6 separate regions of the Homo sapiens genome follow, and regions 1, 2, 3, 4 and 6 are each linked to region 5. A link is a contact called in ENCODE Hi-C or POLR2A ChIA-PET data. All regions are on one chromosome and are shown on one strand. The core of a region is the stretch at or near the end of the contact, and the rest is flanking DNA. Distances in the headings are between cores, read along the strand shown. Region 1 holds the start of MARS2 (methionyl-tRNA synthetase 2, mitochondrial). Region 2 holds the start of DUSP19 (dual specificity phosphatase 19). Region 3 holds the start of PGAP1 (post-GPI attachment to proteins inositol deacylase 1). Region 4 holds the start of ITPRID2 (ITPR interacting domain containing 2). Region 5 holds the start of WDR75 (WD repeat domain 75). Region 6 holds the start of HSPE1-MOB4 (HSPE1-MOB4 readthrough).

Region 1 (3,364 bases), core at 458-2,957, 8.3 Mb after region 5:
TCCTGTTTCATCTGTATATGGCTAGCTAGTTATCCAAGCACCATTTATTGAATAGGGAGTCTTTTGCCCATTGCTTGTTTTTATCAACTTTGTTGAAGACCAGATGGTTGTAGGTCATTCTTAAACTGCTGGATTAAATAAGAGCACATCAACTGAGTATCCAAAGTTATTTTTTATATCTCTTATACAGAATTCGATTGGTCCACCTTTCATCATATCACTAGAGAAATCAGATCCAAGTTACCATATGTGTTCAGTCAAAGGTTATTATACAGCAGTCAAAATGAATGAATTACATGCAACATGTATTAAGAACATATGAATGCAGTTACATGCAACAACATGGATTAATATAGCAACAAAATGTTGAATAAAAAGGCAAGTTGAAGACTACATGTAGTATTATATCCTTTTTAGAATATTTAAATGCAAGCAAAATTAAACAATGTTACTTAGACATACTTTGTATGTGATCACACAAATGTGCAAGAACAAAATTCAGGACAATGACTACCTCAGGGAGGACAGTACGAGAAGAAAAGGAGCACACAGATCTAAATCACTGGTAATTTTCTAGTTCAGTGTTTCTCAAACTTTAATGTGCATCAGAATCACCTTAAAATCTAAATTACTGGGCCCTACCCTCAGAGTTTTCTGGTTCAGTATGTGGGGGATGGGGCCTAAGAATATACATATCGAACGAAGTTCCAGGTGCTGCCAGTTCTGCTGCTCTGGGGACCACACTCTGAAACCACTTGTAGTTCTTAGATTGGGTTGTAGGTTCATAGCTGCTCCATTTTATTATTAAATGTATATGCTACTTAAATTAAATTAAAAAAAAAAGATCAAAGATGAGAGTGTGTTATGAACTAGGGATTAACATTAATTCAATTCTGGGCTCCTGAGGTTTCCTCCCCTAAAAAAAATTCTAAGGTTCCATTACTAAAAGCAAACTTGAGAAACACTATTTTAAAAGAACTTCAAGACCATTAAAAAAATTAACTTTTTGAGAAATAAATTTGAAAATTATTCTTTATATGCACAGTGACAGCATATTGCACTCTACTTTCCTGGATCTCAATAAACTTTGGCAAGAACTTGGCAGATCACAAATCTACTTTTGTTGATTCAACAAAAACTGTTTAAAGACTTCTCTTCCATTCTCAGTTCTTATCCTTCTCTCAAAATGCTGTAGGTAATGATTTTTCATCTTTTTTCTCTCTCCCTCCCTTACAGATTGATTTAGGCTCTGAGATAAAATTTAGGTGACATTTTAGATATCGACAGGGCATGTGCAGAGCAATACTCTGTCTTGCAGTATGCCAGCCACGGACGGGGTTTAGACAAACGGCTGAATATAAAACTCTTGCCTACAAGCAGCTCAGCCTAGAGGGGGAAACAGATTCATAAATATAAAATTACAATCCAAAGCAGGAAACACAGTATGTTATACGAAGGCAAAGAGGTTCGTCTTCTTTCATAGCCTCTCCTAAACCCGGCAACTCTGAGCTGTTTTTCTGGCAAGCCGCCGTCCATTGGCGGCCTCTGGCGCCGCGGCTTTCGGCGTGCGGACGGCGCAGGCGCGGGCGGGGCGGGGCCGGGCGGGGAGGGCGGTGAGGGCCGGCGCTCGGGGCCGCGTTTCATTGGCTTTCCGGCCGGAAGCTGCGGCGCGACCCGGCTGCGCATGCGCCTCTCACACGTGCTGTCAGAACGCCGCCTCCTCCGCTTGCGGCCGGTCTGCACCATGCTGCGAACGTCCGTCCTCCGCCTGCTAGGACGCACGGGGGCTAGTAGGCTGTCTCTCCTGGAGGACTTCGGCCCACGCTACTACAGTTCGGGCTCCCTCAGTGCCGGCGATGATGCTTGTGATGTGCGCGCCTACTTCACTACACCCATTTTCTACGTGAACGCGGCGCCGCACATCGGGCACCTGTACTCGGCACTACTGGCGGACGCCCTATGCCGCCACCGTCGCCTCCGAGGTCCCAGCACGGCCGCCACGCGATTCTCCACTGGTACCGACGAGCACGGGCTGAAGATTCAGCAGGCAGCAGCTACCGCGGGCCTGGCCCCGACCGAGCTGTGCGACCGAGTCTCTGAGCAGTTCCAGCAGCTTTTCCAGGAGGCCGGTATCTCCTGCACAGATTTCATCCGCACCACGGAGGCCCGGCACCGGGTGGCTGTGCAGCACTTCTGGGGGGTGCTTAAGTCCCGCGGTCTGCTCTACAAGGGCGTCTATGAAGGTTGGTATTGCGCTTCCGACGAGTGCTTCCTGCCTGAGGCCAAGGTCACCCAGCAGCCGGGCCCATCGGGGGATTCGTTTCCTGTATCTCTCGAGAGCGGGCATCCAGTCTCCTGGACCAAGGAAGAAAACTACATTTTCAGGCTTTCCCAGTTCCGGAAGCCACTCCAGCGGTGGCTGCGGGGCAACCCTCAGGCGATCACCCCCGAACCATTTCATCACGTAGTTCTTCAGTGGCTGGACGAGGAGCTGCCCGACCTGTCCGTGTCTCGCAGAAGTAGCCACTTGCACTGGGGCATTCCGGTGCCCGGGGATGATTCGCAGACCATCTATGTATGGCTGGATGCCCTGGTCAACTACCTCACTGTAATTGGCTACCCAAATGCTGAGTTCAAATCTTGGTGGCCGGCCACCTCTCATATCATAGGTAAGGACATTCTCAAATTCCATGCCATCTATTGGCCTGCCTTCCTGTTAGGGGCCGGCATGAGCCCGCCACAGCGCATCTGTGTCCATTCCCACTGGACAGTCTGTGGCCAAAAGATGTCCAAGAGCTTGGGCAACGTGGTGGATCCTAGGACTTGCCTTAACCGCTATACCGTGGATGGCTTCCGCTACTTTCTCCTTCGGCAGGGCGTCCCCAACTGGGACTGTGACTACTATGATGAAAAGGTGGTTAAGTTGCTGAACTCCGAGCTGGCAGATGCCTTGGGAGGTCTCTTGAACCGATGCACTGCCAAAAGAATAAATCCTTCTGAGACCTACCCAGCCTTCTGCACTACCTGCTTCCCTAGTGAGCCAGGGTTGGTGGGGCCGTCAGTTCGTGCTCAGGCAGAGGATTATGCTCTGGTGAGCGCAGTGGCCACTTTGCCAAAGCAGGTAGCAGACCACTATGATAACTTTCGGATATATAAGGCTCTGGAGGCCGTGTCCAGCTGTGTCCGGCAAACTAATGGTTTTGTCCAAAGGCATGCACCATGGAAGCTGAACTGGGAGAGCCCAGTGGATGCTCCCTGGCTGGGTACTGTGCTTCATGTGGCCTTGGAATGTTTGCGAGTCTTTGGGACTTTGCTGCAGCCTGTCACCCCAAGCCTAGCTGACAAGCTGCTGTCTAGGCTGGGG
Region 2 (3,440 bases), core at 733-3,232, 6.4 Mb before region 5:
GTGTAAAGCATTGTTAAGCAGCTAAGGGATAATACTAAGAATCTAAAATTGTTTATAAGCGCAGTGCCTAGCATGCAGTGAATGCTTAATAGTACTTATTTTTTTGATCATTATTATGATAAATATATGGATTGATTTATGGTTAGAGTTGTTTTTTGATGAGCCTGTGATTGTTGTTTAAATGATGCAAATAATCTCTTCAGTTTTTCATTTTAGGACATCCTGTAGATAGCCTGAGCTTATATATATATATATTTTTCTCTCTCTTTCTTTTTCTTTTCTTTTCTTTTTTTTTTTTTTTTTTTTTTTTGAGACAAGGTCTTACTCTGTTGCCCAGGCTGGAGTACAGTGGCATGATCATGGCTCACTGCAGCCTCAACCTCCTTAGCTCAGGTGATCCTCCCACCTCAGCCTCCCAGGTAGCTGAGACTACAGGCACGTGCCACCAAACCTGGCTAATTTTTTGTATTTTTTAGTGGAGTTGGGGTTTCATCATGTTGCCCAGGCTGGTCTCGAACTCCTGGGCTCAAGCAATCCACCCATTTTGGCCTCCCAAAGTGCTGGAATTACAGGCATGCGCCACTGTACTGGGCCTATTCCTTTTTCAAGAGGGAGAAGTTTGGTTTATATCTCAGTTTGCTCAGGCTGCTCTAACAAAATGCCATAAACTTTGTTGCTTAAACAACCGAAATATATTTTCTTACAGTTCTGGAGGCTGAGAAGTCCAAGATCAAGGTGCTGGCCTATTCAGTTCCTGCTGAAAGCTCTCTTCCTGGCTTGCAGACAGCCAGCTTCTCCTTATGTCCTCATACTGTCTTTCCTTGGTCCATATAGGGGAGCAGGCAGATTTCTTTCAGTTCTCCTGAAGCCACTAAACCCATCATGAGGACCCTACCCTAGGGTCTTAGTCTAATCCTAAATTACATCCCAAAAGTCCCATTTAAATACCATCACCTTGAGGTTTAAAGCTTTAACATATGCATTTTGAAGGGACAGAAATAGTCAATCCATAACAGTTGAATTTTTTTATGTCAGAAAGTTTCAACAACAACACAAATTTTAATATGTGGTATTGGAAGAAAAGTTTTCATAAGTGCAACTTCTTCATTTTATATATGTGTTTATACATTGTGTTGAAATTCATTTAAAATTACATTTACTTTAATAGGGGTTTGAAAAATTTCTCTTTAAAGGAATCTTGTGATTTCTTTTGCAAAACTTTTTTTTGGTAATCAGAATCATCGTTCTATAATTTATTTATCTGTTTTACAAATTTGGATGCTTACACAATTGATTTTCTTAATTCTTCGTATGGATGGACTTGCTGCAATTCTTATTTAGGATGTATATTTACTGTATGAAATGAAAATGTAGGCTGAAAGTCAGAAAATAAATAAATTTTAAGCTCTTGTCAATCTACATATATGAGCATAAATTTTAAAAAATATATCTTTTTTCCCAGTTTATTTAAATTGTTGCCTCACAAATACGCACAACAACTTTATCTAGTAAACGTTCCTCTTGCATTAACAGCAAAAGCAGAAGGTGTGAAGGATACAGGAAGCGAGAAATAACTTTTAACGTCTGCTCTAGCCCTCCTGGACTAGCCTAAAAGCAGACAGGCAGGAAAGGCTTTGGGACATAGGGTGATTTGCAAGGTGACTCCGCCGGTCTCTTTCAAGCGGGAGCGATACACAGGTCAGCCCGGATCGTCCATGGTCACTGCCGTAAGTGACACTAACAGAATATATCAGAAAATCACTGCCTTTAAAGAACCAGGACATATCATTCCTCTCTCCAACGAAGTCTTATATTTTACCATTCTGCGTGTATTAGAAAGCTAAATTTAAACAGCAACAATAAGAAATCTTCCCCAGTGGATCCCTCGAGCCTTTCGGGAAAATGCAGGTTTCTGGCTGACAGGAAGAAGAAACAGCATCCAATCGGCACTTGTGTCTCAATGACCAATCAAATTTCGCCTTACATTGCATCGCTGGGATAAACGGAGCTGGACGACTCAGTCTCTTGGTCTGTGGCTGCTGCGGTTACCTGGATGGGCGAGCACCTCTGAGGCTGGCTTTGTTACCTGGGCAATAAGGGACTAGCAGTTCAGCCGTTTTCTATGCCTGCTGGATTTGTTTGTATTTGTTCCCAGCCACTGCTCATGTAATGTACTCCCTTAACCAGGAAATTAAAGCATTCTCCCGGAATAATCTCAGGAAGCAATGCACCAGGGTGACAACGCTAACTGGAAAGAAAATTATAGAAACATGGAAAGATGCCAGAATTCATGTTGTGGAAGAAGTAGAGCCGAGCAGTGGGGGTGGTTGTGGTTATGTGCAGGACCTTAGCTCGGACCTGCAAGTTGGCGTTATTAAGCCATGGTTGCTCCTAGGTGAGTATATCGACTTGCCACTAGATCATTGAGTCCTTTTAGCCAGATTACGTTCTCATTTTCCCCCTTTATGCGTAATAGTCTGTATTATCAGCTATCCTGCCGAAAAGCTGAACTGTTTCCTTTTTTGGATATGGAACTTCCATTAGCCAGCTAGAGCCGTTTCTGCCTCACAGTGTACCCATAAGAAGCATAGATGCTATTCTCGTAGCACTTGGCACTGCATATTTGAATTTTAGAAAAGCTTTCTTCCCGTTTCTCTAACTTCTCTGGAGAATAACACATTGATGTTGTGTTTTCTTGGCTTATAAAAAATACAGCTTGAAAAAAAAGGAATGAAAAAAGAATGTTTGTATCAGGCAGAACTACAAGTGACAATGGTTAAAGTTATAGAAAAGTTAATACTCGAAATAGTCCTGTGCTTGCTGGCCTGCGCAGCTCTTACAGACCGTGCGGAATACATGCCTCCTGTGGCCACGTCTGTTCATGGTGTCTGTTTTTGGAGTGTTTAAGAGAAGGAGATCTTAAGATCTTATGATTTATTTCGTATTATGGAAATACTGAGCCCCTATACAAGCATAGTTCACAAATAGCAAATGAAGCAAGGTTATAAAAGTGCAAACTTGTTAATTTGGCAAGAATATGGTATGGTGTTCTTAAAAAAATAGTCAAGAATGTTTTCAAGTACGTCTGAATTATTTCTATTTATGAATAGAGAAATTAAGACTTGGAAAGACTAAATGACTTATCACTATGCAGCTAAGGCATTCTTGAATAGAGAGAAGACTGAGAAATAGCCCAGGTGCTGTTCACCTAGTGTCTTACTCCTTTGAGGAATCCTGTGAAGTAGGGATTATCAGCTTTGTTTTACAAATAGAAACCAGGATTTAAAATTGGTGAAGTAATTTACACAAGGTAACACACCTGGTAAATAACAGACGTATGCATCAAGCCCAAGTCTGATGGACTCCTGCTGTCCATTGTTATACTAGGCTGCCTCACATAGACCAAGTTTTCAATCCTGCTCCGCCTCTAATTTACTAGA
Region 3 (3,545 bases), core at 664-3,163, 7.5 Mb after region 5:
TCTGTGAGATCCATATGCTTTGTTCCCAACGCTAAAGAGAACAATTTCTACTTCTGTGAATATTAAAATAGCTTCAATAATTGTAGGAAATCTAAAAATAAATGGGAATTAGTACTGTACTGTCACAAAATGATTTTAACCAAACTCTTCAATGCGGTACAAAACTAAAGTGACCTACTTCAATCTATTGGGAGTTTCCTAATTATTAAACCAAAAATAAGGAGGGAATTATAATAGCTCTATTTTCAGTTTTTTAAAATACTAAACTAAAAAGGTTTGCTTAGAAATGAACAGAGACGACAGTAACATGTCAAAATCTTCTCCTTCGATAGCATCCCTACCAAATGTTTCCACTCTCTTATCATCATAAATGCAAAACCAAGGTAAGGATCTAAACACAAATGAAATCTAAATTTACTAGAATTTTTCCCATGGGAAAGAATGCTCTTCAGCAATTTAAACCTTAAGTAGTCTTAAGATCAAAATAATAGCAGCGTAATCAAGTAACAGGCTTCCTCCATAATGACTTGTACAAAGAAGCAATCAGGACTTGCATCCTTCACCCTAAAAAAAAAACTGCTGTGATTTTAAGAGTATACTAAAAATGTATTTTATCAATATATGTTATAGTGCATATACATTTTATGGTAGGGAATTATTACAATAGGTAGTCCATAATTAAGAGATGCACTTAGAAATAAAAGAATCATTCGGAAAAATTCTCTTAGGACAGTTGTGTAATTTGTCTGCGCCTCTTTTTACAGCTAGTCATGAATGAAATTCTAGATCCTACTATGCCGAACTAACGAAGCCATTGATTGAAAACATTCAAAATGGCATGGAAGCGGTAGGGGTGGAGAGAGAAGGGTTGGCTCTCTCTTAAACTCCGAACCCAGCGAGAAAACAAAAATAGCACCATGAAATAGATTTTGTATGCAACTATTAAGAGGCTCGGCTGCTGAGAGACATGCATAAACACAGGTATGCACACACACAGGCAAGCCCACACACGCACGGCCCCTTAACCTGCAAAATAAGAGGATCTGCAACATCTTTCCAAGAGGGGATCTAGTTTCCAATTCAATGACTCGCCAGTTTACCCATAGGCAAAACCCTGGAGTCTCTAAAAACAGCCTTGGGAACTATCTAGCCAATATACACTCTGCAGACGCTCGGTCCCTTTCTAGAAATGCGAAATCTGACGAGCAGATCACCGGGCGCGAGGGGAATTTAGGCGCGTGGGAAGCAAAGGAAGGTCCTGGGGCACGGGTTAAGGCAAGAACGCGAGAGGGATGGAGCTTCGGTTTAGGGAGAAGGGTTGAGGCTGCCTCTCTGGGCATGAGGGGGGCTGGGCCCGGCCAGTCAGAAGAGCTTGTGCCCAGGATTTGGGGCTGGGGAGGAGGCGGAGGGACAGCGGAGTAACTACGAGGACGACCACGAGGATGCTCTCGGGAAATCGTCTAACAAACACCCCACCGTGAAGAAGGGACACAAAGGGGAGGTGAGGGGGGCAGAAGGGGGATGCAGAGTCTCCCCGGGCGGAGAAAACAGAGGCGAGGACGGGACAGGGGGCCCGAGAGGCGCAGAGAGCCAAGGCAGGACGAACCCACAGAAGGAAAAAGGCACCAGGGGCCAGAGTCTTGGAGCGCCCGGCTGAGGAGAGGGCAGAACCTTACCTGATACTCCGGGTACTCAAACATGTAGCTCATACTGCACTTATTCTCCTCGAAGCCGAAGAAGACATCCCACAGCCCCAGGGTTGCCAGAAAGACCATGAAGACATAAAACGCCAGGTTCCAGAGATTAACTGAGTGAAGAAACATGGTGCCGCCACCACCGCCGCCGCCGCCGCCGCCCCCTCTACCTCCTTCTCCGCCGCGGGGCCCCAAGCCCGGACTGAGCGTGCTAGACACTGTCCGACCGCCACCCCCGGAGCCGAGCCCCAGCCGCGCGCGCCTGCGCTGATGCCCGGCCTGCCCGTTCGCCAGCCGCGCAGTGCGCCTGCGCGCACCAGGTCCGCGGCGCCTCTGGCCTGGCGACTCCCAGAGCCGAGGGAGGAGTAGGTGTTGCAGCGCGAGCGCGGATCTACGGGAAAGAGAAAGAGGGAGAAAGCAGGGTGGGCTGGGCTGGAGGGTGAGGGGAAAGAAGGGAAGTGGGGAGAGAAAGACGCGAGGAGTGGCTGGCGGGAGGGAAAGAAGAGAGAGAGAGGAAGCATCCAGAGGGGGATGGGCGGAGCGCGGGAGCCCTGGAGACGAGCCGGGGGATTGGGCAGGAGGCGGGTGTCAGATGGGTGAATCTGGGGAGGGGACTAGAGCCCAGAGTCCAGAGGCGATTAAGGACCGAGAGCGGACCGAGAGAGGGGAGGAGGACTTAAAAGCCCAGGGGTCATCAGCTGTCACCTCGCAAACGCCTCTCCCTGCGGCAGTTTAAAAACGCTTCCCGTTCAATTTTGAAAAGACTCAGGCCTCCGCAATTTCGGTTTTCCCAACGGTAGTAGAGCACACTCACAGCTCTCTGGAGCAGTTAGCTTGAAGAGGGAACAAATGGCTTTATTTTCCCTCTTCTACCGCCTACTTGGGCCCAGTAGGTAACAGCGCTTAAAAGCACCGGCTCATTAAAAAAAAAAAAAAAAAAAAAAAAAAAAACACCCGCAAGCCGACGAGATTCTGCTCTTGGTATCAGATGAAAGCCTGAATCACAAAAAGCATCGTTAGTCCTTAAAATATGTTACCAAAATATCTATTAGCACTGACGTCCCCAACAGGTATCTGCGTAATCAGTTTGACGCTGACTCGCCTTGCTCTCCAGAACCTCCATCTCTTGGGGAATGGGTTCCACGTTAACTGGAGGAGGCAATTTCGTCCAGCTTCCATTCAAACTCGCAAATGACTTAATTCGTTTTGAAGAATTTCGGTTCTGTTTTGTACAAAGGAGGAGTTTTTAAAAAAAGCTCGAAATCAATCACTTGTAGCAGCTTCAAAACACTAGAATGTTAGGAAAAAGACATCACTCTTTAAAGCTGACTCAACAGTAGACGGTGTGTGTGTGCGTGTGTGTGTAGTAACCACAGGATTCTTAGAATGGTCTTTGGCACTAAATGAATTTCATTGAACTTGGGCTGATTTTCTGGTATATTTTCTGTGCAGAGGAAGTTTGGCTACAATACATAAAATCAAAGAATTTTAAAACCAAAAGGAAGCTTATAGTTTATCTTGTACAACACCCTGATGTTCAGATTACGAAACTATGAAGAAGAAGTGGAGTGATCCTGAAAATCAAGATAGTCTTTACCCTGCACAGAAACAGTTGCAAGTCTAAACAAACACAGCTAGCTACGGAATGTGGAGTATTGACGGAGAAAGACAGAAATGGGAAAATGCGGAAGCAGTCTCCTTTTTTGTAGGGAGATAAGTCTGGAAAGACCAGGATAACAGGGGAGCTGTAGGTGGTACTGATCAGGAGGGCAATTAAGTAATATGTCATTGAAGTAAGTCCTGTATGAGACGTGTCGTTTTTGTTTGTTTTGAGACTGAGTCTTGCTCTGT
Region 4 (3,542 bases), core at 545-3,044, 7.5 Mb before region 5:
AGTCATATTATTTACTCTACAATCCAGTCCCCAAATAAATGACATAGACATGCTGTTGTATATCAGATCCCTGTGGGAGGGGTGTGATCAGGAGTGGTGGAATGGTGGAGTCAAAAAGTTCTGGCTTAGCTAGATTTTGAAAGTCATGAAGGTAGTGGACAGAAAGAACAGGAATGAATTAATTAGCAAAGACAGAGTAGGCAACAGCACTTAGATATGATAGAATTGAAGCTGGGAGCAGCAGAGGAACAGGGTGGATACGTAAGAACCCTGGATAAAACTTTGAAGGCAGCATATTTTGTGGCACTTGACCAGCCCTTTCAATGCTTCTTCTTAGGTACCTTCTTTATTCATTCTCTTTTTCATCTTCCACACAGGCAGCGAGACTCTGACCTATTTTGGAGAGCCATTAAACTGTTAGCTGCATCCTACTACAGGACCCTTGAAGGCTGAGAAAGTCTTATAGGTTCAAAGAAAAGATTTTCTAGTAGTGAAATTTCAAGCCATAGAGATATTAATATCACTGTTCTAACTCCCCTGACATTTGGCAGTACATAGATGAGACTCAGGAGAATATTATGATGGTTCTGGAAAGCTAGTCTGGATTTTGGATTTGATCTTGGGGATATTAGTAAACCATTAGAAGATGTCTTGGAATTGTAAATCTAGAGCAATGCGCTAGAAAGGAGATAGGAAAGAATGAAGGCAGGAAAATCAGTGTGCTATTTTAGTAGTCTATGACTTATGTGTAAATGCCTGGACAAAAACTAGGCACTATTTCATCTCCAGAGCATTCTTCATTCCAAATTCTCCAAAAGTTATGGTTTCCTGTAGCTATCAATGACAATGCACTTAATTACCTTGTAATTCGAATGCTTCCATTAGGAATTTTACTATGCTCTGGATTTTAATTTCAAATGAAAAATAATTCCTTCCTTAAAATATTTTGTCTACGCAAAATATTCTTTTCAATCACGTTAAGATTTTAAAAAGTGTTCTAACTTGTTCTTCAGAGCATAGCCAAGTACAATAAAATATTGGAAGCCTTACTTATATGTATAGTTCAGATGTAACATTTAGGGGAACAATGCTGCTTGATAGGTCTGTCACATTGTGTCTGGTTTTGGATAGAATTTGAGTATTTTTGCTAATGAGAATTTAAACATAACAAAACGGAATGCCAAAGCTGGCTTTAAAAAGTTTTGAACCCTGACATCATTTGTTTCTTGTATCATGCTGTCTCACCAAAATCCAAGCAACTATCTCCACATTGTCCCAATTGTTTCCTCTATTCTCCCTCACCAAAGTCCAACTTCAATGTGAAATTTCCAGATTAAATATCCTTTCACAATTCATTTTCATTCATAACATAAACACGATAAATAACTTTAAGTATGAAAGTAGCACTCCAGGAAGCTTAGTCTTTTGCAGTTTTTACATTTTGGCAACACCAATCAAGCACCTCTTTCCGTCCTTACCCCAATTCCTTGGACACTAAAGAGTCTATATTCAGGCGACTCTTTCAAGTGTATGTTTCAGGGTGCCCAAGCAGACACTTGTTTTCTCGCGGGGGATGTTTTGTGAGACTTGGCCTCCCCACTTACGTTCTATTTTTAGGTGAGGGAGGAGGAGGAGGAGAGGAGGAAAGATTATTAACAAACTAATCTTGCCCATTCCGCGGGCAGTAGTCGGGGGCTGGCCTGCTCCGCGTCGCGCCGGGCGCGCCCCGCCCTACCGCGCCCCGCGCGGCCCCGGCCGGAAGGGGGCGTGGGCCGCCGCCGAGGGAAGGCGCGCAGACGCGCAGCGGCCGGCCTGCTCCGGGCGCGTCAGGCAGGGGGTGGGGAGCAGGGGCCGGGCGGGCGCTCGGCTCCCAGCCGCGCTCCCTCGGGCCACTAGCGCTCCCGCGCGCGCCCGGCCGCCTTCATGTGAAGCGCCGGCCCTCCGCCCCTTCCCTCCCCTTCCTTCCCTCCCTCCCTCCCTGTCCCCTCCTCCTCCTCCTCCTCCTCCGGCGCCCGCTTCAGCTCCCCGGGGCCCCCTGCCCGGCCGGGCGCTGACAGCAAGGGCGGGGGTCCCTGCCGCCGCCTTGTCTCGCGCAGGGTCCGGCTGGGGTAGCGGAGCCCCCAGTGCGGCCATGGACCGGCCCCTGTCGTCGTCGGCGGAGGCGGAGGAGGAACTGGAGTGGCAAGTGGCGAGTCGCAGGAGGAAGGCCTGGGCCAAGTGCCGCAGCTCCTGGCAAGCGTCGGAGACGGAGGATCTGTCCACAGAAGCGACGACGCAGGACGAGGAGGAGGACGAGGAGGAGGACCTCCCCGGCGCGCAGCTGCCGGCAGCGGGGGGAAGAGGTCGGTGCTCCCGGCCGGGCTCCGGGGGGAGGCTGGTGGGCTGGGGAGAGTCTCGTGCGCCCTGGGCGCCTGCCACGAGTTCTGGGAGAGCCTCGGGCACGGTAGGCCGAGGGGAGAGGGGACACTTCCGACCTTCAAACGCGCGCGCTGAACGAGGCGCCCCCAGCGTCAACACAGACAACTGGGTGCCATCCGATTTCCCTGCCAAGGGACACTGAGACGTGTCGCTTAGGCTGCATTTGCCGTGGTAGATTTTCCTACTTGGGAGGGTCCAGGGTGACTCCGCCGTCGTAGTGCTCCTGGGTGGTAACGTGCTGTCCCCTCTCTCTACCCCCAGGAAACGTGCCCAACGAGAAGATCGCGATATGGCTCAAGGACTGCCGGTGAGTGCTCCCTGGTCCGCCCGCGTCCCGGGGGAGATCCGTGCGGACGGGACGCCGGAGCAGAGCCACTCGGGCCGCGTCCCTGTGGGTCCCGCGACCGTTGTAAGCTACAAACCGGAAAGTGAGCCGGCGGATAGCTTCCTCCTCTAAGCGATTAGAAATGGAAGTGCTGTGACCGCTGATTATTTGGTGACCGTGTTGACTTTACAGTTAGGACTTGAGCTACTCACGCATCGTGTTAGCATCAGAGATCAGAAATCCAGAACAGATAATCATGCCATATTTGTTCTGTTTTTATTTGAAAGAATTCTCACATCTCGAACAGGATATTTTGTTTTGCTTTAGTTTTGGCATCTGTACAACTGGCACGGAATCATTTTCCTTTCAAATGTGTTTTAGACGAGTTTAATTTACCTAACTACACTAAATGGGCTTTAATTTTGTTTCTGTTTGGGGAGCTATTAAAACTAGCTAACTTTGTACTTATAGTTTACTTCTTGAACATGGAATTGTCAGATGGCACTGGAATTCTCAGGGAATAGAACTTTTAAAAGCATTCAGACTGCATAAATCTGTTTAATTACATGCTTTGGCAACTGGTACAAAAATGTTTGATAAAATACAGAGGAGATGAATCATGTTGCACGTAAATCTGACTACAGCAAAATGTACTTGTTTCTTATTCCACTTTGCTAGTTGTAAAATCAGGAATGTAGCCTTTAAACTTTTGTTGGTGTTTGCTTTCGAGCATATTTTTGCTTTCTCAATTTAGATTTTCTTAATATTTTGTTCAAATATTAGAGTTAGGGTAGTTTGT
Region 5 (3,379 bases), core at 306-2,805:
TTAAAAGATTTATTGTGCATACATCAAGAGACTAAACAAAAAGAGGTTAAGGCTGCAGAATCAAAAGTGATATTTTACACTCCATCCACTGTGACAAAGGGTATCACAGTCATGAAAGAGAAAGCTGGTTACAGCTTGAGATAAACCAAAATTATTAAATATCTCCCTTTCTAGTTCTGGCTCCCCAAATAATAAAGTTTTGAGCACTTTAATAAGCTAGACTCCTCAGTAAAAAGTAAATTTATCCCTGATTTTTACAGTGGTGCTGTCCCAGGATATGTCTTGACCTTTGTGAATATTGTATTTCTCCACCATAAATAAACTTATAGGTATAATCATGTGTGGCTTAATGATGGGGATATGTTCTAAGAAATGCATTTTAGGTGATTTCATCATTGTGTGAATATCACAGAGTGTACCTACACAAACCTAGATGGTACAGCCTACTACACACCTAGGCTGTACGTTATAGCTGATTGCTCCTAGGCTACAAATCTGAACAACATGTTACTGTACTCAATATTGCAGGCAATTGTAACAGAATAGTATTTGTGTATTTAAACACATAAAAGGTACAGTAAAAACACAGTATTATAATCTTACGGAATCACCATGTTATATGCATTGATTGAAAGATCCTTATGTGACATGTGACTATATTTGAGACCTTGGTAATTTTGTGGTAAATCCACAAATCAAGAAGCGAAATCAAAATAGGCAACATAATATACAGGGTCCAAGAATATGATACGTGTAAGTTTACAAAGGAAAACTGGAGATAAACTGGCAAAAATAAACATGTTGAGATTTTAGGGGTTCCTAACCCACAGATTCTATTCACTAATGGGAAAAGGTAAAACTCAGGAAACCAGAGACCAGCGCCCTGAAACCTGGCGGGACTGGCCGAATGTCAGATTAGCCCGAGCAGCTACACTGAACGCTGCGGAAGATGCACCAGAATCCCGGAGTAGGAGCCAGATTTCCAAAGGAAGAAAGCTAGGCCCTAGGACTGTGGAGATTCTGTAGTAACCTAAGCGATGTTCACAAGAACAGAAGAACGGCTAATGAGAGGAACAAAAAGCTGTACAAGGAAGAGAAAGCTACCTTTCCACCCAATAACTCAACGCTGCGACCGAGAAAACCAGGGACGCGAGAGGCTCGCGTCATCCTGCAGCGCCGACACCACAGACACTAGAAAGCGACGCCTCCGGTGGGACGACTGGAGGTCACGTGGTACACTATACGCCACCTTTCCCTTCTGGCGGAAAAAGCCATAGAGTCAGGTTGACAAGGCCTGAGAGAAATATGTCTGTATTAAATAATTGTGTATAGGTATATAATAAAAACTGATTGTCTCTAAATCTCTGTTTTGCTTTCACCTTTTCTTACAAGTGTCTTAGTTTGACATTGCCCACACAAAAGGTGCCTGCACGGAAGCGGAGTCCTACCACCGAGTCTCAGGCCTAGAAGGGCCCGGGGGTGGGTTCTGTGGGCTGGGAACAGCCTTATTACCCGGCTCAACGAAGGAAGTTCAGGGCGGGACCAGAGATTGGCCATTCCGCTACTGCGCAAAGATGGTGGAGGAGGAGAACATCCGCGTGGTTCGTTGTGGCGGCAGCGAGTTGAACTTTAGGAGAGCTGTGTTCTCTGCAGATTCTAAGTATGAGGGGCACCGCGCTTTGTCGGCTGAGGGGCGGGGCGTGAGTTTCTCGAGGGTCGGGGAGAAGGAATTGTCAGTCGCGTTCGGACTCGCCCGCCTGGCGGATATCGGCTTTGGGTAGAGCACGCGCCTGTGGGGGATCCCCAGGGTACCTGGGAGGTCCCGTTACCACTGCAGATTGGGTTGCGTCCCCCGATTCCTGGACAGTTTACCTGCAGGTAGATAAAGGCCCTGGAGCCGGTCTCCGTGTCGAGGATCTGGAAGGTGTTCGGGCGGCTGGAAAATGGTCCAGGGGTGGATGTGTATGCCACTACCTTTGCAGTACCTACTCTTTCGTACAGAATCATGTTTTGGAGTGACTAAAACCTAAAACTATTCCGCTTTTTCTACCCACTCCTCACTCCTGAAGCATAGTGCATGAAGCATAGTGCAGTCTTTTCGGAACTTTACATGAAAACAGATGTTAGATTCTTTATGAGATAAAAATACGCTAAGACTTGGTCTCTTTTCTCAGTGTAGCTGGAAACCAAACCACTCCCTGGCTTCAAAATCCACTTCTTACATTATGAAACCTTTGTAAGTTTCTTAATCTTTGCCTCAGTTGCCATCATCTGTAAAGGGGGACAATATTTAGTTCATCTCACGTGGTTATTGGGAGGATTAAATGCCTCAATATGTTAAAACTACAGACAACAATGCCCGGCACATAATGGCTCAATGTATGTAGCTGTAATCATTATTACTGTATTGTCAGGTTTTCAAATAACTTTAGGTAGGGTGGCACTTAATAAAATCAAAAAACCCTTTCTGCCTTAGAAGAGTAGAGATAGTATTTTATGAAAGTTTGTAGCCTCCACAATATTCTTTTTTTTTTTTTTTTTTTTTTTTTTGATGCAGAATCTCACTCTGTCACCCAGGCTGGAGTGCAGTGGCTCAATCTAGGCTCATTGCAACCTCCGCCTCCCTGGTTCAAGCAATTCTGGTGCCTCGGCCTCCTGAGTAGCAAGTATTATAAGCGCGGGCCACCACGCCCGCTAATTTTTGTATTTTTAGTAGAGAGAGGGTTTCGCCATGTTGGCCAGGCTGCCCTGGAACTCCTGGCCTCAAGTGATCTGCCCACCTGAACCTCCCAAAGTGCAGCGATTACAGTGAGCAACTGTGCCCGGCCCACCCCCACAATATTCTGCATATGAGTGTACGACAGGTAGTTGTTGAAGGTAATGCAAGCATGACTGAAAGAGCTTTTATAAATTGCCTTAGAAGCCAAAAAAAAATGAGTCCTGTGGCTTTGTTGACATTGATCTTATGAATCAAAGGAAGAAACAGGCTTTAAGAGGCTGTCACACTGTGACGCTTCGGACTCATATCCATGTAACCAGTACTGTTCTTATACCTTATTCATTATAATGAGGTCCATTGTGTGTTTGATTTGCTAAGCCCAACAATTCATTTTTTAAGTACTTGTCAACTATATATTATGTATAACATGCTGCAGTGACAAAAACTAAGATAATTTTAATATTGATCCTGCCTTCGAGGAGCTTACAGTCTAGTGAGGAAAAGGAATACTCAGTAACAGATTTTTCTTACTGTGGTCCTGTAGGAAGGAGCTCATAAGAAGAGATTACTTCCCAAACTAAGAAGGACGGAGAAGATTGCTGAGCAAATGACATTTGTGCTAGGCCTAGATGATATTTTAAGTGGGGAATATGGACAGAA
Region 6 (3,542 bases), core at 60-2,559, 8.1 Mb after region 5:
CAGCACAAAGCACATGCGGCTCCTTCCCCACGGCCACCTATCCCTGCCGCCAAAAACGAGTTAATCTTTCACCGCGAAAACGGCCTTGTGGGCAGACCCACTCCAACTGTGGCCCCTGAGAAACCAAGTCAGCCGGAGAGAGGCAAGTTACAAATCCAAGTGACCAGGGAAGTTAAAAGTATTCCTGACGGTGCAAAAAGCCGCTCAGCAAAGTGTCTCCATGGATCCACCCAAGGCTACTGTATCAGAGCAACCAGCAAGGCCGCGATGCTGGGGGCGGCGGCCCGGCCCACTCGGCGCGAGCCCACGTGTCCTTCTTTCCGAACGCCCCCAGCAAGGTCAAGACTGGAGGCGCGGTATCCCAGCTGCCTGCGGGGGAAAAAAGCGGTTCCCTCACGTACACCACCCTCCCCGGTTCCCTGAAGTCGGCCAGGCGCAGGTTGCACCAGCGGGCCTAAGTGGTTACAATCCCCCAAATTCAAACCCCACGAGTTGTCCCTCCCGCGCCCAGCCGAGGTCCAGGATCCGCGTCGCACGTGATGGAACCCGCATGGACCCGCGAGGCCTGGACCCGCAGGCCTGGGCCTGCGGTGCGGCGCGGTGCGGAACTCCAGGTTGTCGCCGCCCGCACCCTCCAGCTGGACCGCAGAGGAGGAAGGCCCACTCGGGGGTCGCAGGAGCCGGGGGGAGGTGGTGCGGGAAGGCCGCGTACCTGCGGGGCGGCGGCAAGGCGTGCGCTCGGCGAGACAGGTCGTCGGCGGCGAGTGAGGGACAGAGTGCAGGGCGCACACCGCAATGAGCCCGTGTCCCCTCCCTCCGCCTCTACTCCCGCCCCGCGGCACCGCGTGTGCAGGCAGCTCCCACCCACTTCCCGTCAGCCCGGGCCCTGCAATCTGCACACCCTGCGCGCGAGCCCCGCCCCTCCCTACCCGCGCAGGGTGTGCTAGCGCGCTCAGCCCTCTCCGGCCGGCTTAGTCTAGTTCCCGGGCCTCGCTCGGTTCCAGAACTTTCCAGAAAATGCCGCGCTCCCTACGGCTCAAGGGTCAAATCGCGTCATTTCCGGGAGGGGACGAAGGGGTAGTTCTTTCACCTCGGCTGGGCGCCTAGAAAAGCCTAGAAACAGCTCCTTTTTTCTTCCGCCTCCGAGTCTTCGCGTCAGCGTCCTGCGCAGGGCCCTTGGGGCGAATCGCGGTGCGCGTCGGGGCGACCGCCCTCCCTCCCTGGGAGGGGCGAGGGGGCTAGCGGCGACCGCTGGGGCGAGCGCGCCTGCGCGCTGGGTGATTTTTTCACGTGTCGCCAGGGCCGGACTGCGAGTCTCTTTGCGGCGCTACACTAGAGCAGAGTACGAGTCTGAGGCGGAGGGAGTAATGGTGAGTCCCGCGTGGCCCCGAGGCCTGCAGGCCCGGGCCTGTCTGAGGCGTACGGGGATCCCTGACGCCCCTCTTTTGTTGGGCTGGGCGGGAGGGATTGGTGGCCACTCAGTGACCAGCGCCCGATGGCACCTTGGAGCGGCAAGGCCCGCCCGACCCTTTTCTCCCCCAGGGCTCTTTGCACGCGCGTGTGCTGCCGGTGTGTAAGGCAGGGGGGCGAGAACCCGGGCGCACGCGCAGCGTCTCACCTGCTTCTGCAGGGCCTTTGTGGATGTGTAATATCTTGGGTAAAAATCATGGTGCCAGGCAGGGAGCTTGACCCAGCGTTTCCTGAAAATTTCTGGAAAAACCTGAAGAAGGAAAACATTTGACCTTGGAATAAACTAAGGTTGACCTTAAAGCTGGTCTGGTTGCTCACCGGAGGAGCGACAACGACCCCTAACAGACGTAAGGAATCGGGAATTAAACTTGGAATATTGGTTAGTACATTCAAATGCGCTTCCTTAACGAATAAGCTGAGGTTTGGTGTTAACTTTCAAAGCCAAAACGTGTTGAGATGTATAGCACGGTGGCGTTGCCTGTTGATAATGTGATTACATTTAGTTTTTGTTTCAAAACATTTCTCTTCCTACAGGCAGGACAAGCGTTTAGAAAGTTTCTTCCACTCTTTGACCGAGTATTGGTTGAAAGGAGTGCTGCTGAAACTGTAACCAAAGGAGGCATTATGCTTCCAGAAAAATCTCAAGGAAAAGTATTGCAAGCAACAGTAGTCGCTGTTGGATCGGGTTCTAAAGGAAAGGTAAATGGGAGCTGCAGTGGAACTATTTTTTATAGTGTGCAGTGGAGGGAAAAGAAGTAATTCTGGAGTATTAAAAGTCGCTTATTAAGTAGAGTTTATGTCGTTTTCAAGATCATTAACTGCTTTGGTTCTAATCTGTTTCTTAAAGGGAAATGACTAATATAAAGTTGCTTATTTTATATGACCAATGCTATGATGCTTATTTTATGTGATAGTTTCAGAGTATTAAAAATTGTCCTCAATAGGCCGGGTGCGGTGGCTCTCGCCTGTAATCTCAGCACTTTGGGAGGCCGAGGTGTGCGGATCACAAGGTCAGGAGTTCAAGACCAGCCTGACCAACATGGTGAAACCCCGTCTCTACTAAAGATACAAAAATTAGCCGGGTGTGGTGGCATGCGCCTGTAATCCCAGCTACTGGGGAGGCTGAGGCAGGAGAATCATTTGAACCCTGGAGGCGGAGGTTGCAAGGAGCCGAGGTTGCAAGGCGCCCCTGCATTCCAGTATGGGGGACAGGGCGAGATTCTGTCTCAAAAAAAAAAAAAAAAAATCCCCTCAATAGCAATTTGGTAGCCTAGTGTGATCAGTGTTTGCCTTACATTCTAAATTTTTAATAAGACAAAAGAGGCTGTGCGTGGTGGCTCACACCTGTAATCCTTGCATTTTGGGAGGCCAAAGCAGGAGGATCGTTTGAGCTCAGGATTCAAAATCAGGAGTTCAAAATCAGTCTGGGCAACATAATGAGACCTCCTGTCTACAAAATAAATAAATACAAAAGATGTGCTTCAAGGTAAAATGAGGGGGCATTTAAGAATTGAGAGGAAACTTGGACTGTTCGTTTAACCCCTAACACATTGAAATTGCCCTAATCTTAACCAGTTGGTATACCTGGTTGTATACCTACCAGAGGAACAGGTTGGTCAGTCTTGTCCAATCTGCAGCCTGGGACAGCTCTGAATGCCGCCTAACGCAAATCCCTAAACTTTCTTAAAACCTGATATTTCTTTTGCAATTTTTTTTAAGCTTACCAGCTACTGCTAATGTTAGTGTATTTTATGTGTGGCCCAACACAGTTCTTCCAGTGTGGCCCAGGGAAGCCAAAAGATTGCACACCTCTGTTTTAGATGTTCCTCAGTTAATTGTTTAGGCCTCGGGCTTCTAAAGATCTCAGCCAAAATACACAGTAAACGCCGTTGGGGCCAAATAATGTTAACTGCATTGTTCTAGTTGCTTCTGAGGAGGAAAGCTCTACTGAGGAGCTGTCATGGAGTTAGGAATAGGAAGACTTTGGGGAGTGGACACTTAGCTGCAGTCCCTTTCCCCAAATCTGTTCTTTGGAGGGAACAAAACAATCACAAGAGTATGTTCTAAATCCA

The links. A loop is a pair of places that touch in the nucleus more often than their neighbours do. ChIA-PET counts read pairs that join two places held with the same protein, here RNA polymerase II (POLR2A). Pooled maps may share reads with other maps.
Region 1: a map of B cell shows a loop between it and region 5 (8-fold over the local background). The contact joins the promoter of MARS2 here to the promoter of WDR75 in region 5. A Hi-C loop is called at or near these places in 2 of 168 maps with a recorded cell type or tissue (B cell and naive thymus-derived CD4-positive, alpha-beta T cell) and 6 of 50 pooled maps.
Region 2: a pooled map shows a loop between it and region 5 (4-fold over the local background). The contact joins the promoter of DUSP19 here to the promoter of WDR75 in region 5. A Hi-C loop is called at or near these places in 3 of 50 pooled maps.
Region 3: a loop to region 5 is called in a pooled map, with 5 times the contacts of the local background. The contact joins the promoter of PGAP1 here to the promoter of WDR75 in region 5. A Hi-C loop is called at or near these places in 5 of 50 pooled maps.
Region 4: a pooled map shows a loop between it and region 5 (7-fold over the local background). The contact joins the promoter of ITPRID2 here to the promoter of WDR75 in region 5. A Hi-C loop is called at or near these places in 4 of 50 pooled maps.
Region 6: a loop to region 5 is called in a pooled map, with 11 times the contacts of the local background. The contact joins the promoter of HSPE1-MOB4 here to the promoter of WDR75 in region 5. A Hi-C loop is called at or near these places in 1 of 168 maps with a recorded cell type or tissue (CD8-positive, alpha-beta T cell) and 5 of 50 pooled maps. POLR2A ChIA-PET finds 5 or more read pairs at or near these places in 2 of 52 experiments (CD8-positive, alpha-beta T cell and T-cell).

The regions. Positions count from the first base shown.
Region 1 is chr2:197,703,662-197,707,025 of GRCh38, forward strand. MARS2 (methionyl-tRNA synthetase 2, mitochondrial) reads left to right here and starts at 1,708. Exons shown (of 1, transcript NM_138395.4): 1 at 1,708-3,364. The coding sequence starts at 1,745. RefSeq lists a silencer at 1,522-1,761 and enhancers at 1,902-1,951, 1,992-2,111.
Region 2 is chr2:183,076,765-183,080,204 of GRCh38, forward strand. DUSP19 (dual specificity phosphatase 19) reads left to right here and starts at 1,983. Exons shown (of 4, transcript NM_080876.4): 1 at 1,983-2,395. The coding sequence starts at 2,170.
Region 3 is chr2:196,924,794-196,928,338 of GRCh38, forward strand. It overlaps PGAP1 (post-GPI attachment to proteins inositol deacylase 1), which reads right to left and starts at 1,914. Exons shown (of 27, transcript NM_024989.4): 1 at 1,677-1,914. The coding sequence starts at 1,823. RefSeq lists a silencer at 1,863-2,112.
Region 4 is chr2:181,889,936-181,893,477 of GRCh38, forward strand. It overlaps ITPRID2 (ITPR interacting domain containing 2), which reads left to right and starts at 1,795. Exons shown (of 18, transcript NM_001130445.3): 1 at 1,795-2,342; 2 at 2,680-2,725. The coding sequence starts at 2,132. RefSeq lists silencers at 1,672-2,001, 2,292-2,431.
Region 5 is chr2:189,439,919-189,443,297 of GRCh38, forward strand. WDR75 (WD repeat domain 75) reads left to right here and starts at 1,556. Exons shown (of 21, transcript NM_032168.3): 1 at 1,556-1,660. The coding sequence starts at 1,575. It also overlaps a transcript of COL5A2 not described here. RefSeq lists enhancers at 422-1,120, 892-1,051, 1,072-1,291, 1,552-1,681, 1,702-1,931 and 1 more.
Region 6 is chr2:197,499,070-197,502,611 of GRCh38, forward strand. It overlaps HSPE1-MOB4 (HSPE1-MOB4 readthrough), which reads left to right and starts at 1,310. Exons shown (of 9, transcript NM_001202485.2): 1 at 1,310-1,370; 2 at 2,005-2,169. The coding sequence starts at 1,368. HSPD1 (heat shock protein family D (Hsp60) member 1) reads right to left here and starts at 771. Exons shown (of 12, transcript NM_002156.5): 1 at 713-771. HSPE1 (heat shock protein family E (Hsp10) member 1) reads left to right here and starts at 1,310. Exons shown (of 4, transcript NM_002157.3): 1 at 1,310-1,370; 2 at 2,005-2,169. The coding sequence starts at 1,368. RefSeq lists silencers at 651-980, 1,171-1,230 and an enhancer at 1,371-1,430.